2 separate regions of the Homo sapiens genome follow, and region 1 is linked to region 2. Evidence: chromatin contacts called from ENCODE POLR2A ChIA-PET data. All regions are on one chromosome and are shown on one strand. Each heading gives the region's core, a stretch centred on a gene start or an enhancer-like site at or near the end of the contact. The rest is flanking DNA. Distances are from core to core; before and after follow the strand shown.

Region 1 (2,824 bases), core at 306-2,805, 360 kb before region 2:
AGGGGCGGGTAGTAGGTTTGCTTTTTCACTGCACAGATCTTCGTGTCCTCCTGGGAGTTTCCCCAAAGCGGCCCCGCCTCCCACGCCTGGCAGCAATTAGCCCAGCTTGTTGAAATGCTGGCCATGGAGCTGCTCTCTCTCCCCAGGCCCCCAGGCCCTCAGAGGGGCTACGGGCACAGCCAGCTGCTGCCTGTCCCAGTCCCGGGACTCCCTGAATCCCCCCAGCACTACCTGGTGCTGGGTCTCCAGTGTCCTGCACACCTTTCCTCGACCATGCCATGGAACCTCTCTATGGCCTCTGTTTGGGTCTCTGCAGCAGGGGGACCCTCAGCTCCTCCACGTGTAACCTGGTGCTGCCTGGGCTTGTGGTGGGCACTGGAGGAGATCATGCTCACCTGGAGCCTGGCACAGAGCTGGTGCTCAGTGACAGTTGCCCGCATGCAAACCCCAGCAAATCCCATTGCTCCTCTGTGCCTCAGTCTCCCCATCTGCGTGGTGGGCCAGGTGGGCTCCAGGATCACCAATTCCCAGTTTCCCAGATGTCAGTGAGTCGAGGGCCTTCTCAGCGGTGAGAGCTTTGCTTGCTCCTCCTCTAGAGAGAATGCTGAGCCCCCCTGGACCACGTCTGGCAGCTGTGTGGTGGGTGTGGTTCCCAGCCAGGAGCTCAAGATGTGGCCTCTGAAGCAGAGCTCTGCCAGCTGCTCCTTGAGGTTCCCCGAGGAAGGCAGGTGGGGCCCTGGGCTTCCCCAGGGCCCTCATCACTGTCAGTGAGTGTCAGGAAGCAAAGGTCTCGTTCTACCCCCCAGGAGGATTCCTAGGTGTGACCTCTCATCCCAGTCTCTGTCACCTGTTGCCCCCCAGTCCCTGTGGCCTCTGCCAAGAGCCCAGAGGAGCCTGTGCTCTGCAAACTCCCCACCCCACCCTGTCACCACTGGGACACTTTTTGGAGAGCCAGGGACTGCCTTACTTTTGCACCATCTCCCCAGGCACCGGGCTGGTACCTCTCCAATCTCTGATCCAGGCCAGGCTGGGGCTGACTGGGGGGTGCTCACCCGGCCCCTCAGCTGGGGGCTGGGCTGAGACACTGCCCCCCACCCCGGGTGCTGGTGCGTCAGTTTCCGCACCTACGCCTTGGGCTGCTGGCCGAGTCTCTGACTTGGCTGTTGCAATGCGCAGCGGGTGAGAACCCTCGTGGCCATCTCTGGCCTGCTTGTTCTCCTCCCTCCCTTCCTTGTCCCCTGCAGGGGGCCATCCACCCATGTCTCTCCCCTCGGGGCCTTCCACCTCACTGCCACCAGGGCTGTTTCACTGAGGCAGGAGCTCTGGCTGGTGCCCCCTACCCTGCATGCCGTGGGCCTTGACATGGGGCCCCAGCCTTTGCCTCCAGCTGCTCCCAGCCGCTTCCCTGTGGACAGTCTTGTCTGCATTCCTGGGGTCCAGGTGCAGCTCATCCCCCTGCCTTCCACTCACCCAGGCTGCCAGCACTTTTGTGCCGGGCTGGGCAGAGACCACGTCCCCAAGAGCCGCTGCCGCTCAGCAACCGCATTCCCCTGCCTGCCGGGTGCACCTCCAGCTGCTAGCTGGGATATTAATAGCCTGTTTCCCAAGCAAGATGAATCTTGCTGTCGTCCTCCTCTCCAATACGCAGCTGCTTCCGCCCCAGTTGCCTCTCACTGCTCTGATGAAGCTGCTTGTTCCCGGCATTGTCCTTTTTGACCCTTTTAAATGTCTCTGCAGCACCTTGCACCTTGGGCTTCGATTGACCTCCTCCTCTAACAGAAGTTCAGGTTTGGCCTCTTGGTTTGACCTGATGGGCCCCCCCAGCTCCCCTTATCCCCTGGCCTGCAGGGAAGAGGAGCTTGTGGTAGACAGTGGTCCCCACCTGTCCACCCAGCCTATACCCTTGGGACCCTGGTCCAGCTGGATGGTTGGGCCAGGACCCCTCCAGGTGTGGCTACTCGGGGTGCCTGGCCTGGGGTCTGTCCCATTTGGGCTCAGCCTTGGTCTCAGACCTCCCTCCACCTCCCCAGATCAGGGCCAGGCCGCCTGCTGCCTGCAGTAAGAGTGTGTGGGGTCTCGAGGTGTGGGGACAGCAGAGGACAAGGAGCAGAGGGGACAGGGCAGAGGTGGGCTGAGGGTGGTGGGCATGCACACGGCCAGAGAGACCCTGTGGACTGAGGCCCCTGGGCTCACCCAGTGATGTGGCTCGGTGTGATGACAGTAGCGTGAAGGGTGTAGGCCGGGATGGTCTGTAGGGGCTTGTGAGTTTGGGGTCCGGCCCAGGCAGCAGTTCCGTGTGTGGCTTGATTGGAGCAGTCCCAAGGAAGATTTGGGAAGAGCAGGCTTTGCTGCGGGCTCTGGCAGGAGGGGTGGGTGTGGGCATGGGGTCGGGTGCTCATTGCCAGGTCCTGGCGGGGGCATGATGGGGGGTTGGTTTGGGGGCTAGTGGGGGCTGAGATGGGGAGGGGAACCCTGCAGCAAGAGACTTGAGACTTCTTCCTGCGGATGGCAAGATAGGCTCCCTGGAACACTTGGCTCCTGAAGGCTGGGAGCAAAGTCAGACATGGTAGATCTCTGAAAACATCTAAGGAGGTAGACGTTAGGGCAGGTTTTCCTGAGAGCAGGAGACTGACCATGAAGGAGAGATGGTCTGTTGGGGGATTGTTGGCAGGGGCTGGGTGGCCTGAGCTGAGGGATGCCTGTCCATCAAGTTTCCATGCCTTAACGAGGGTGCCTTCTTGGCACAAGGCAGTCGCCTCCCAGACAGACAGAAGCTGTACCCAGGAGCCCTGGGCCGGGGCAGCGAGTGACAGGGGCTCCGTTT
Region 2 (2,705 bases), core at 191-2,690:
ATGTTCTTTATTGGGTTTTTGTTTTGTTTTGTTTTTGAGATGGAGTGAGATGATCTCAGCTCACTGCAACCTCTGCCTCCCGGGTTCAAATGATCTTGCTGCCTCAGCCTCCTGAGTAGCTGGGATTACAGGCACGCACCACCATGCCTGGCTAATTTTTGCATTTTTAGTAGAGAAAGGGTTTCACCATGTTAGCCAGGCTGGTCTCGAACCCTTGACCTCAAGTGATCTGCTCATCTCGGCTTCCCAAAGTGCTGGGATTACAGACATGAGCCACTGCACCCAGCCAGTTTTTCTTTCTTTCTCCTTCTTTCTTTCTTTTTCTTTTTCTTTCTTTCTTTCTCTCTCTCTCTCTATATTTATTTATTTATTTATTTATTTATTTATTTATTTATTCTGGAGACAGTCTCGCTCTGTTGCCCAGGCTGGAGTGCAGTGGCACAATCATAGCTCACTGCAGCCTTAAACTCCTGGGTTCAAGGGATCCTCTTGCCTCAGCCTTTCAAGTGGCTGGGACCACAGGTGCGCCCCATCACACTGGGCTAAGTTTATTTCTTGTAGAGACGACCTCTCACTATGTTGCCCAGGCTGGTCTCAAACTCCTGGGCTCAAGTGATCCTCCCACCTGGGCCTCCCAAAGGGCTGGGATTACAGGTGTGAGCCACCTTGCCTGGCCCAATTCATTGTTGTTATTATTATTCTGAGTTTCCCGTTTCTTCTGACGCTAACTGTATCTCCTGGACGGGGAGAGCTGAGCCACCGACCCTTGGGCTGCAATTAGGAGCATCACTGTGGGTGGGCCTACCTACGGAGACTCCAAGGTCTAGATGGGGTCACATGGTGGGGCAGAGCCTCCTCCCAGCGAAGAGTCCTGGTTCCCCAGCAGGTGGCAGTGCGGGGAGCCCCCGCCGGCATCCCCAGCACGCCCTGCTCAGGTGGGTCTGACCTTTGCCCACAGATGTACCACAGATGGGGAAATGGGCCTAGGGCCTCGCTGGGGGTCCTGGTGAAGCCAGGTGGGTTTTCCATGGGTCCCCCGACAGCTCGAGCGCCTTCCTCCCGTGTGGGGAACAGGCCAGTGCCCCCTCACCCCAGCGGCGGTTCTGACCTTGGAGAGAGGGTCCTGGTCGCCCCAGATCAATTTCTCCGGCACCTGGTGCTTCTCAGGCAACAGATGCGGTGGTGGTTCCCTGTCCAAGGCCAGGGGGTCGAGGGTGGCCAGCAGGTGCGTGTGCGGGATCGACAGCTTGAAGCGGCCTAAGGCCCTCGCCATGGTCCCCCAGGACAGCTTGCCGGGACAATACTCGCTGGCGGGGGCGGAGGGTGGCGGCAACTTGCATTCCCTGTCATGGGCTGTCGGGGAGCACCGCGGCGGGGAGGCCATCTCGAAGCCCGGTCCGCCGGTGGCCGCCGACAAGCCTGGATGGGAACGGTGGCGCCGCGCGCCCGCGCCCGCGCCCGCACCAAGCCCTTCGGAGGCGCGCGCTACGCTGGGCCCGCGACTTCGCTGCCTCCTCGCCCGCTGGGTGAAAACTAGTGCCACCCCGCGCAGCACAGGTTACCTATAGAAAAATGGGCTTTGCAGCCGGGCGCGGTGGCTCACGCCTGTAATCCCGGCACTTTGGGAGGCCGAGGCGGGCGGATTACCTGAGGTCAGGAGTTGGAGACCAGCCTGGCCAACAGGTTTAGTGAAACCCCATCTTTACTTAAAAAAAATAATAACAAAAATTAGCCAGGCATGGGGGCGTGCGCCTGTAGTTCCAGCTACATGGGAGGCTGAGGCAGGGGAATGGCTTGAACCCAGGAGGTGGAGGTTGCAAAAAAAAGAAAAATGGGCTTTGCATTCTGGGAACCAGGCCGAGCCAGCAAAACCAGCACCCCAGCCTCCAGCCCTCCGCTGTGGTTTCCCTGGCTCCTGTCACAGGGCAATTTCTTCATGTCCTCTGCCTGGGTACAGCTCCTGGCCAACCCACTTCATGACAAAACAGAAAAGGTCAGTAAGTTATGGGGTAGCCCCTGCATGAAATAAGATGCAGTTATTAGGGGTGGGTTTACAACATTTATAATAGATGAGGGAAATATCTGTCACAACCCCAACAACAGTGACAGGGAATAAAATGCTACCACCAGTCAGATAACAGCCCCATAGCTAGAAAAGGACAGGGTGGAATTATTCAAAATATTGAAGAAGGGTGTCATCTTTGGATGATAAAACTAAAAGTGATTTTCTTCCTTCTTTTTTTTTTTTTTTTTTTTTGGTGGAGACAAGAGTCTGTCACCCAGGCTGGATTGCAGTAGCGCAATTTCGGCTCACTGCAACCTCCACCTCCAGGGTTCAAAGGATTCTCGTGCCTCAGCCTCCCACACAGCTGGGATTACAGGTGTATGCTCACCAGACCTGGCTAATTTTTTTGTATTTTTAGTAGAGACAAGGTTTCGCCATGTTGGCCAGGCTGTTTTTGAACTCCTGGCCTCAAGTGATCCGCTGGCCTCGGCCTCCCAAAGTGCTGGGATTACAAGCATGGGCCACCGCACCCGGCCTCTTCCTTCTTTCTGCTTTTAAAATTGTTGTGATCTATGATGCTACTTTCATAATGTAAAATACAAATGCTCAATACTTTATTTTTTGTGGAGACAGGGGTCTCTATGTGGCCCAGGCTGGTCTGGAATTCCTGGGCTCAAGCAATCCTCCCGCCTCGGCCTCC

Evidence for each region. ChIA-PET counts read pairs that join two places held with the same protein, here RNA polymerase II (POLR2A).
Region 1: POLR2A ChIA-PET joins it to region 2 with 18 read pairs in PC-9. The contact joins the enhancer-like site here to the promoter of WDR88 in region 2. POLR2A ChIA-PET finds 5 or more read pairs at or near these places in 3 of 52 experiments (A673, PC-9 and WTC11).

Annotation. Positions count from the first base shown.
Region 1 is chr19:33,485,866-33,488,689 of GRCh38, reverse strand. All of the region lies in intron 6 of PEPD (peptidase D), which reads left to right. Among named protein-coding and RNA genes, the nearest start is that of PEPD, 35 kb to the left of the region's middle. RefSeq lists enhancers at 18-877, 878-1,737, 1,738-2,598. Within about 2 kb of position 1,555, at least 3 of the 41 ENCODE cell types and tissues checked have a DNase peak (open chromatin) inside an H3K27ac peak, as active enhancers do.
Region 2 is chr19:33,130,849-33,133,553 of GRCh38, reverse strand. It overlaps WDR88 (WD repeat domain 88), which reads right to left and starts at 1,440. Exons shown (of 11, transcript NM_173479.4): 1 at 1,109-1,440. The coding sequence starts at 1,384. RefSeq lists an enhancer at 1,434-1,603.